Regions from separate parts of the Homo sapiens genome. Here region 1 is linked to region 2. Evidence: chromatin contacts called from ENCODE Hi-C or POLR2A ChIA-PET data. All regions are on one chromosome and are shown on one strand. The core of a region is the stretch at or near the end of the contact, and the rest is flanking DNA. Distances in the headings are between cores, read along the strand shown. Region 1 overlaps LOC105376205 (a long non-coding RNA gene). Region 2 overlaps LOC105376205 (a long non-coding RNA gene).

Region 1 (4,955 bases), core at 2,002-4,501, 50 kb before region 2:
CTCATTGTCCTCAAATTAAAGGCCAAGCACCTTAGCATGACTCATGGAAACCAGGCCCTGCTTTCTCTCGGCCTCAATTCTCACCACTTTCCCACCCTCCCTAGTCCAGCCACAGAAGCTCTTGCAAGTTCCCAAATGCTCCATGCTCTCTCGACCACAGCTCTTTGCACAGGCTGCTTTCTCTGCTAAGAATGCCCTTCTAGGAATCCAGGCACTGCATCCCAGGACCCAGGCATTCACAGACGACAAACCCAGAGAGGCAACTTTAAAGGGGCTTGGTTCTCAGAAGTTTATCCCAGTTGGGCAGAGTGTGTGTGAGTCGAATGCTGGCTGCTGGCTGCCTGTGAGCTGCGTCTCTAGCCCTAATTTTGCCTCTATTTCTTATCTTAACTGACCCTCGACTCTCTGCTGAGGATACCGTTTGCCCTTGGCCTTTGAGAGTTAAGGTTTTAAAAAATTCCTGACTCCAGATGTGGAGGCAGAGGCTGCCTTCTCCTGCTTTTCATTGCCACTTCCAGATCCTTGCACACCTGCCACTGTTCAGCCTCCCTCTCCTCTCCAAACCTTCACTCACATTTCATGCAGTGACTCTGCCTCTAGGACCAGGCAGTGGCTGGGTGCTTTCTCATGTGGTAGGTGTCTCAACACATCTTCCCAAACCACCTTGCAGGAAAGTTATGCTTACCCCTGCTTTACAGATGGAGAAATTAGAAGCTTAAAGAGGTGAACTTTGCTCAAAGTCTTGGCCAGGGTTGCAAACTCACACCTGCTTCTGAGTCTGTGTTCTTTCCCCTATTCTGTGGTCTTGGAAAGTTTAAGGTTATGTCACTGCTGATACTAAGTGGTGACCACGGGCAAGTCACTGGCCTTTTATGGACCACAATTCTTTCATTTTAAAGCTGGGGAGACCCATATCTATCTTCCCCTTTCATGGGGTTGTTGGATATTTCAAAGCCACTAGAAAGCTCTTTCTAGAAGACACATGAACTTTAAAAGGCCAGTTGAAAGGTCCAACCCTCTGGCTCACTCACTGTCCAAAATGGGATACACCTCTGAGAGACGAGCCCATTTAAGGTCGCCTCTCTGCATTTGTCGTCTGTGAATGCCTGGGTCCTGGGATGCAGTGCCTGGATTCCTGGAAGGGCATTCTTAGAGAAAGCAGCCTGTGCAAAGAGCTGAGGTTGAGAGAGCACGTAGCATTTGGGAAACTGCAAGGGCTTCTATGGCTGGACTAGGGAGGGTGGGAAAGTGGTGAGAATTGAGGCTGAGAGAGAGCAGGGCCTGGTTTCATTTATTTATTTATCCATTCGTGATATCTATTGAGGGCTCTCTGAGCTGGACTCTGGACCAGGACAGGAATCAGGCTCTTGTCCTTGTGAACTCCATGTGTCTTGACATGCTAAAGTGCTTGGGCTTTAATGTGAGGACAATGAGAAGGCAGTGAAGGCATTTCTAGTAAGGACGATGCTGATGAGACTAATTTCCCTGCTGCTGCTAACAGCCAGTGTTCATCAGGTGCAAGGCATTTCTTCATTAACTCATAATGCACTCAACAGCCATTGTAAGTGGGATAGATGTTATTCTCATTTTAAGGTGAAGAAGCCATGAGAAGACTAAGTTCGGCGATGTTAAGTAACTGACCCAAAGTATACACAGGTGGTCTGTTGTTGACCCAGACTTCAACCCAGGCTATCTGACTCTAGGGGCCACTCTCTTAACCCCGCCCTTCTCCTCAGTGGTCGGAGCTGAAGTATTATCTTGCTTGATTTTTCAGTTTACCTTTTTGAGAGTTAAATCTGTGTGGAGGAGGAAAGGAGGAGAGACTAGAAGCGGAGAGGCCCTTTGGAGGCTCTGGTTCAGGCAAAAAAGGATGGTGAGTTTAATCTTGGGAGGGGGGGTGACTTTGAAATTTGGCAAGTTCAAGAGGCTTTAGGAAATTAGAATGAATAGTACATTGATCCATTCACTCAGCAGCTACTATCTGTCTGTTTAGAGGCAGGATCTTGCTCTGTCATCCAGGCTGGAGTGCAGTGGTACAATTATGGTTCACTATAACCTCAATTTCCTGGGTGCAAGTGATCCTCCTGCCTCAGCCTCCCAAGTAGCTGGGAATACAGTGCGTGTCACTACTAAAAATTTTTATAGAGATGGGTTCTGTCTATGTTGCCCAGGCTGGTCTTGAACTCCTGGCTTCAAGTGATTCTCCTGCCTTGGCCTCCCAAAGTGTTGGGATTACAGGTATAAGCCGCCATGCCTAGCCATCTGTTTATTGAGCAGCTAAGATGTGCCAGGCCCAGAAATGGCCAGGCCTGGGTTGGGGGGTGGCCCAGAAAGATTGCTGGTCTGTGAGTGAGAGGGGTGAGTCAAAAGTGACCTCACCAGATAAGGAGAGTTCTTCCTGAAATGAAGGTGCAGCCCACACCACTGCCTGAGGCAGAAGGAGTTAAGGGGAGCCTCCTGGAAGGGTCCCATCCTGCAGGTGAGAAGCGAGGGCCATCTGCAAGTGGGGCCGCCTGTAGTTTCCACCTGGCTGTGATGGGTTCCTTTTTGGCTCAAGTTGAGGTTTGCTTTGGCATGATTCCTCATTAATTACCCTTGGAGGTAATTCTGCAAATGCCAGTAATGACCAGTAGTTAATCTCTCTCTCTCCTGCTTGCCTCGCTTCTTCACTTGTTTTTTTCTTTAATGGGCCATCCAACCTTGTTGGAATGTTTACCAAAGCAGGATAGTTAGAGATGTAAATAAATGAATTTACCTTGTCTAAAGGATCTGGAGATAGAATTAAGGTGAGAGGAGTAATTTACAGGTGAATAATTACTTGGAAACCTCAGCAGAGAGACTGCTGGCGTTCTCTAATTATTTCTCTTCTCCCAATTTTCTCTTCTTTGAACTGCCAGCACGGGGGTGTACAGGGGTGGCATGGGGGGCTGGAGATGTTATTCTGGATTTCCCCTTGTGATTGTGAAATTCCTTCTGGGGAGGGCCTTGCCAGGATGTAGGGTTGTGACTTGCATGGCACTTTCACACCATGACTTCATTCAGATCCTCTGTGAGCGCTCTAGGTGGATGGTATGGCTAGCCACATTTATGGATGGAGAAATTGAGGTTCCTATATGTGAAGTCATTCCCCACAAGCCACACCACGGATCAGTTGCGTATTGTGGCTCAGACCCAGGTTTCTGACACTCCCCCCGCCCTACAGCTGCCTATAGGGCTTCCTCACCTGCCAGGCTGCCTTCTCCCTTCCCCAGGCAGACCCTTGACCCCTCCCAAACACCCCAGGCCGCGTGGAGCCAAAACGTTCTTTGGCGAACAACCTGCTCCGTCTTCCCTGTAAGCTAGTGGCCGCGCCCCTTCCTTACGCAGCTCATTTTCCATTTTAAGATTTCCTGTTTGAACTAAAGGGCAAAGATCTCAGCAGTATCAGCCTGGAGCCGGGCTTCTGTGTGTATAAAGGGGAGCCCTGGTCCCTGCCCTCTGTTTGTCCACTGGCCTTATCGACGGAGCCCAAGTCCCAAGTTCAGAGGCTTCAGTTCCTTCCCGATTTGCTGGGTAAAGTCCGGCCCTTCCGTGCGGGCGGCCAGGGCGGGTGGCCAGCCTGGAGCCAGCGGTCATTTATGGCCGGGCAGCGCTTCCGTCCTGCCTGGCAAGCCACTGGCTGCCGCTGACAGACGGACGGACGATGGAGAGACAAGGGCTCTTGGGGGTGCTTTCTCTTTCCCGTCCTTCCCTTTGTCCTCGGCTGAGGGCTGAACTCCTCTGGGGCTCTGCTGGCCTGGCAGCCATATGTCCCTGTAAATAGGGACAGACAGGGAGGAGGTCTGGGTTCCCTGAAGCCTCCTTGAAATTACATCTTCTTATGGGGTCGATTTGGCTCTCCAGGCCAGCATATACACTCACACTCACACACATATTCATGCTCAAGCACACACTCCCGGATAAAAACCGAGGCTCTCTATAGCTGAGTCCTTTCTCAGAGACACTGAGCTGGTGCCATTTTTATGGGGGATAATAAGAACTGTATCTTGGGAAGAACAGCACGTTAGTTCCAAGGTCCTTTCATCTCCTATGTCTCATCTGATCTGGAGGAAAATCAGGAGTCATCCAGATAGTTATCACCTGCATTTTACAGATGAGAGAAACTGAGAATCGGTGCCTTCATTTAATCATCCCTTTATTCAACGGGAGTTCCTAGGGAGCTTGCATCCACCAGGTGCTAAGGATTAAGAGGTGAAGTAGGTACAGTCCCTCTTCAGGTTGCTCAGGAAGTCAGTGATTGCAAGGCGGGGCACCAAATGCCCGAAGCAGCACCCTGGGGTGCCATGGGAGGCGGGAGTCAGGGCATGGGTTGGGGCTGGGGAAATGCTCCCATAAGGTTTGTCCAAAACCCCTGTGAAGCACAAGGAGACCCGGAGAAGGGCTGTAGCTCTTGATGGTGTGCACAGGACACATCCTACCTTTGAGTCTAGGCACAAATTGTGCATGAGGCTCTCTCTGTAGTGAAAGTCAGCCCTAGAGACACAGTGGAGAGGCTTCCTCTATTTGTGAACTGCTTTATCTCCAGGGCCTTAAATGGAGCACTCGATAAATATTTGCTGTTGAATGGACGCATACTACATACACACGTGCACACACAGTGCATGCCACTCTATCTCAGAGCTATAGAACCTACAACCTGAAGGAAGCTTCTAGAATAGTGCAGATTGATGGCTGGGGGCAGATCCAGAGTCAGAGCCATGGTGACCTGATTCTGGATCTCATATGCATGCCCTGAAGACCATGGGACTAGGTATTGAGGCACCCAAGTTCTGGTCTCCTTTACAATAGCTTTCAACTTTGTGTGACCTAATTTTTTTCCATTGCAAAGTAAGGAGGCCCTGTTGGCTGACCTCAGAAAGCCCCTTTTTCTGCTCTAACATTTGGTTAGTCTGGGAATGGGCAAATGGTACTAGGCA
Region 2 (4,693 bases), core at 451-2,950:
TGAAGTCCAGTCTTGCTTCCGGAGTCACCTCTTTGAGAGCCTGGATCCTGTGGTGTCTGACCCGCCTCTCCAGTAGTAAGCATGGAGCTTGAGTCAAAAGAGGTGCTTAGTAAATAACAGGTCCCTTTCTCTGACATCTCATGGCACAACTCTTTGGATTTAGTCTAGTGGTGAAGAACTTGGCTACTGCAGTCAGATTGCATGCGTTCAAATTCCAGCACCCAGCTGTGTTACCTTGGGCAGTTTTTCTCTGCACTACAGTTTCCCTACATACAAGGCAGGGATGATAATGATACCTGCAGACTAGGGTAGTTATAAGGACTAAATGAGATCATGCTTATATGATCACTAAAGATATGACCAGCATACCTCATCCCAATGTGTTTTTAAGTGCTGCTTATCACCTTCCACAACCCACCCCCACCCCCCATTCACTCAATCCAACAATTATGGATTGAGTATTTTCAGTCTTAGGCATTGTGCTGGGTGCTTAGATTCAGAAAAATCTTGCCAGACTCCGGGGTCTCCATCCCCATAGATGGTTAAATTCCCAAATCTCCCAAAATGGAAGTTCTTTGCCTCTTCTACCCAGATAAATAGGTATTTGCTATCTCTGGATTAGCGGTGAATGTCTGTTCATTTTTCATCAGCACATCTGGTTTTTAGGTGAAAAGCTGCCAGGAATTTTGAAACATCTTGTTACTTTAGACATCAGAAGGCAGGGAGATTTCCCATTATTAAATGGATGTGAAAACTTCTTTGTGCCCCAGGGCTAGGGCAAACCTGAGATTTCATAGGTCAGTGAAAGCTCACCATCATTGTTTTTGCTTGGTAATAATTTTATTTAGGGAGGAGGAAGAAGAGAGGGTAGGGGGTTTCCAGAATGATAAAGCAATGTGCCAATGTCATGCAGTTTCGAGAGGCCACTGAGGTGGTAGGGAAAGCATTGCCCATGTGTGGCTCCATCTCCCCGAGCCTCAGTTTCCCATTGTGTAAGATAAGGATAACAGAACTTCCTGTGTAGTGTGGGTTGAGGTTTCAAGGAGAGCATGAATGTGGAAACACATCAGTGCCTTTTGCCTGCTAAATGCTTCTTGTTTATTTCCAGCCCTGCCACATGTTTGCAAATCTTTGCAATGTGCAGTTGGAAGGCAAAGTGGGGATAGAGAAGGCAGATTTGATTTGAGAGTTTGTGCACACAGTGGTGGGTCTGAGTTGGGGGCCTGGCTAGAAACAAGTGGCTTTTTTGGTGGCACCTTGTGCGCCTTCTCTTGAGACAGAGGCTCTGTAACCCCCCTCGGCATCAAACTTCGCACTACCCTCCCTTTGCCACGGCATCCTTCCTTCTCGTCTCCCGGGAGGCCGGACAGAGAACCCAGGCCCAGCCCCAGCCCAGCGAGCCTGAGCCAGACTGCCTCGGGCCGGTCTTGCTCGGCCTCCCTGGGGAATCTGGGAGGCTCAGCCAGGCCTGAGTCGGCCTGGGTCCCGAGGTCAAGGTCGGGGTCAGGGTCGGGGTCCGGTCGTACGCCCTAGCACTGCCTGCGGTGGGGCGCGCACAGTCGAGCGCGGGGCCTCCCCGCAGGCTGCGCTGCCTGCCGGGCGGCCTCGGGAACTGACCAGGCCGCGTGTGAGCGCCGGGATTCCTGATCCTGCCTTAAATATGCCGGTTATTTTTATCTCCCTACGTCAGGCAGCGAAGGCCATCCCACCGGTGGCCCAGGCGGCTGCTACACAATGTTTCCCTTTAGTCGGGAGGGGAAATGGAGGGAGGCCAGACTTCCTGATCACATGGTGCTGAAGTCAATGAAAAAAAATTAAGGGGGACCCCTCCCTTTTTCTTCAATGCCTGATCCAGATTCCCCCCTCCCCGCTCCCCCGACCCACCCCCTCTGGGCTCCGCGCGTCGGAGGGAAGCGCAGCCTCCCAGGCGGAGGGCCAGCGAGGCAGGAGAGCGCGCGCAAACATAAACACGAGACTGTTGCAGTAATTGGTGGCTCTGAAAACACTGAGGAAATGAGAGGCTTGTACGAAACATCAGCCGACAAGAAACGGGGTGATGTCAGACAGCCTTCCAGGATTAGAAACCCTTAAAAGCTCCGAGCCCGCGGCCGCTGCGGAAAACTCGGCTCTCCCGCTGTCCCGGGTAGGAAGCCGGGATTTCGCTTTTGCCCGACTCCCTCGGGGCACTCGCCCTCTCCTCTCTTCCTCGCTTTCTCGCTTTCTCTCTTTCTCTCTTTCTCTTTCTTTCCTTTCTCTCTCTTCTTTTTGTTTCTTTTCTTCTTTCTTTCCTCTTTTTCTTTTCCTTTTCTTTTCCTGTCTTTCCTCTTCTCCCTCTTGCGCCCCCCCCCCCACCCCCAACTTTTTCTCTTTCTGTTTCTCTGGCTGTCACTGTCTCTCTGTCTTCTCCCTGTCTTCTCTCTCTTCGTTTTTTTCTTTAACCTTCTTTATTAAAAAGAAAAGAAGAGGCCACATCAGAAGATTTCCATTTCTAAGGCACCTTGTACTTTTATATCTTTTCCCTCCTTTGAAACACCAAACAGGACCCAACTCCTAAACAAGTCCAAAGGGACAAGTAAAACTGGGGTGTCAGTCGCTTGAGTTTGTTATAACTTTCTCTTCTTCTCAGTGCCCTTCCTCACCCCCCTTTTCGGATTAGAAGTTCATATTGCAATAATTCGCCAACATGTTGGAAGGGCTGGAAATAAACAAAAAGCATTTACCAAGGACAACAGCCCACCCACCCTGAGATGGGGAAAATGCTTGCAAAAATCTGGCCGTTTCAGAAGAGAATATAGATTTCCTGGTAAAATATATCCCAGCCACCCAGCTAGTAACACTAGTGGCTGTTGCCCCATTTTCTGTTCATAGTATAATTAAGACTAAAAGTACTTACACGTATGTGTATACACACACACACACACACACACACACACCCTCCCTCCTCCAGGCCACAGGGCAGGGTAGCTAACAGCCAGTGAGCAGGGAGGATCTTGTACCACATCCAGCAGGAACTTGCGTGTGTCTTAAAGTTGGAGGCCAGTTACTCAGTGACATCTGTTCAGTGACATCAAAAGTGATGTCTGTCAAGCCTTTTTCTCTTCGTGTCTGCCAGGATTAATGAGGCAATGTTTGGAAAGGGCTTAAGCCCCCACCAAGAAAGGCACCCAAGACAGCTTTTCAAAGAATGATTTATGTCCAGCTTTATCTAAATAGGAACCGAAAAAGCATTTTTCTTGTCTGTAGAGCAGGTGAACTCAACACCTGACTTCTTGCTCAGGTGCATTTCAGAAGCTTTCAAATCTGCCTTATTAATTGGTCTGATACCTCTTTACCATGAAGGCACTTTTTTTTTTTTTCTTTCTTCCTGAGACCCCAGAAAAGGTCATATCAAGGCTGAGTTTGTACAACCTTGGAGGAATATGACTGGTTCCAAAGACTTGGTTTCCTTCACTGCTGCTTATGGTGAGAACAATGTCCCCCAACCTGAACCCTCCTCCCTCCCCTGCACACTCATAAATCTTGTGGTGATTTAGTTCCCCTCAATGCTTGACACTCCTAAGCTGTAGTAATTTGAGCCAAGCATACTTTCTGGTTTTATCCAGTATACCTGCGGTTATACCACTCACCGAGAAGTGGATCACAGCTCTGTTTTCAACTTCTTTTTTTTTGAGACACATTTTCACTCTTGTTGCCCAGGCTGGAGTGCAATGACATGATCTCGGCTTACCGCATCCTCCGCCTCCCGGGTTCAAGCCATTCTCCTGCCTCAGCCTCCCGAGTAGCTGGGATTACAGACATGCGTCACTGCACCTGGCCAATTTTGTATTTTTAGTAGAGACGGGATTTCTCCATGTTGGCCAGGCTAGTCTTGAACTCCCGACCTCAGGTGATCCACCCACTTCAGCCTCCCAAAGTGCTTGGATTACAGGCGTGATGGACTGTGCCCGGCCTGTTTTCCACTTCTTATGGGGACATTTTCCATCTCTGATATTTGTCTTGTGCTTTGCAATCCCAGGGGGCAGCCTCATCTCTTCCTAGTCCTTATGTTGGGTAAAAGTGTCTCTACTCCTGCCACTGCTCCACCTAGCCACTTTGGCGTCTCCCTTGCTGTTTTGTTTTGTTTTGTTTTGTTTTTTTCCTTTTGAGACAGAGTCTTGCTCTATCACCCAGGCTGGAATGCAATGGCGCGATCTCCGCTCACTGCAGCCTCCACCTTCCAGGTTCAAGTGATTCTCCTGCCTCAGCCTCCTGAGTAGCTGGGATTACAGGTGCCTGCCACCACGCCTGGCTAATTTTTGTATTTTTAGTAGAGATGGGATTTCACCATGTTGGCCAGGCTGGTCTTGAACTGCTGACCTCACTCGATCCACCAACCCGCCTCAGCCTCCCAAAGTGCTGGGATTACAGGTATGAGCCACTGTGCCTGGCCATCATCATGTGTTTATACCAAACTTCTCCCCGTCCCCTCAGTGAACTCCCCACAGCCCTCTGGGCCCCCCATGCTCTTAGATCTGCCCTCCTCTCTGCCGGGAATGTTCTTTTCCTCTCTTCACTGCCTAGTGAACTTCTTCCCACTCAAAGCCCAGATACAGTGCTGCTGCTTCTCCAAAGCGTTCCCAAGTTTTTCACCCAGAGCCAGCCTCCTCTGTCTTCCATGCCTTGCTGTCCGCTCACACTCCCATAGTGGTGTATG

What was found. Hi-C counts contacts between places; a loop is a spot of excess contacts on that map. ChIA-PET counts read pairs that join two places held with the same protein, here RNA polymerase II (POLR2A). Pooled maps may share reads with other maps.
Region 1: a map of endothelial cell of umbilical vein shows a loop between it and region 2 (5-fold over the local background). The contact joins two enhancer-like sites. A Hi-C loop is called at or near these places in 13 of 168 maps with a recorded cell type or tissue (Caco-2, Right ventricle myocardium inferior, cardiac septum and 4 more) and 7 of 50 pooled maps. POLR2A ChIA-PET finds 5 or more read pairs at or near these places in 2 of 52 experiments (PC-3 and Panc1).

Annotation. Positions count from the first base shown.
Region 1 is chr9:107,584,305-107,589,259 of GRCh38, forward strand. It overlaps LOC105376205 (a long non-coding RNA gene), which reads left to right. Exons shown (of 9, transcript XR_930217.2): 4 at 1,775-1,873. Among named protein-coding and RNA genes, the nearest start is that of KLF4, 97 kb to the left of the region's middle. RefSeq lists enhancers at 3,047-3,572, 3,573-4,097. Within about 2 kb of position 3,252, at least 21 of the 41 ENCODE cell types and tissues checked have a DNase peak (open chromatin) inside an H3K27ac peak, as active enhancers do; they include endothelial cell of umbilical vein, heart left ventricle and heart right ventricle, where a contact is called at or near this core.
Region 2 is chr9:107,636,096-107,640,788 of GRCh38, forward strand. All of the region lies in intron 8 of LOC105376205 (a long non-coding RNA gene), which reads left to right. Among named protein-coding and RNA genes, the nearest start is that of KLF4, 150 kb to the left of the region's middle. RefSeq lists enhancers at 918-1,466, 1,467-2,015. Within about 2 kb of position 1,701, at least 30 of the 41 ENCODE cell types and tissues checked have a DNase peak (open chromatin) inside an H3K27ac peak, as active enhancers do; they include endothelial cell of umbilical vein, heart left ventricle and heart right ventricle, where a contact is called at or near this core.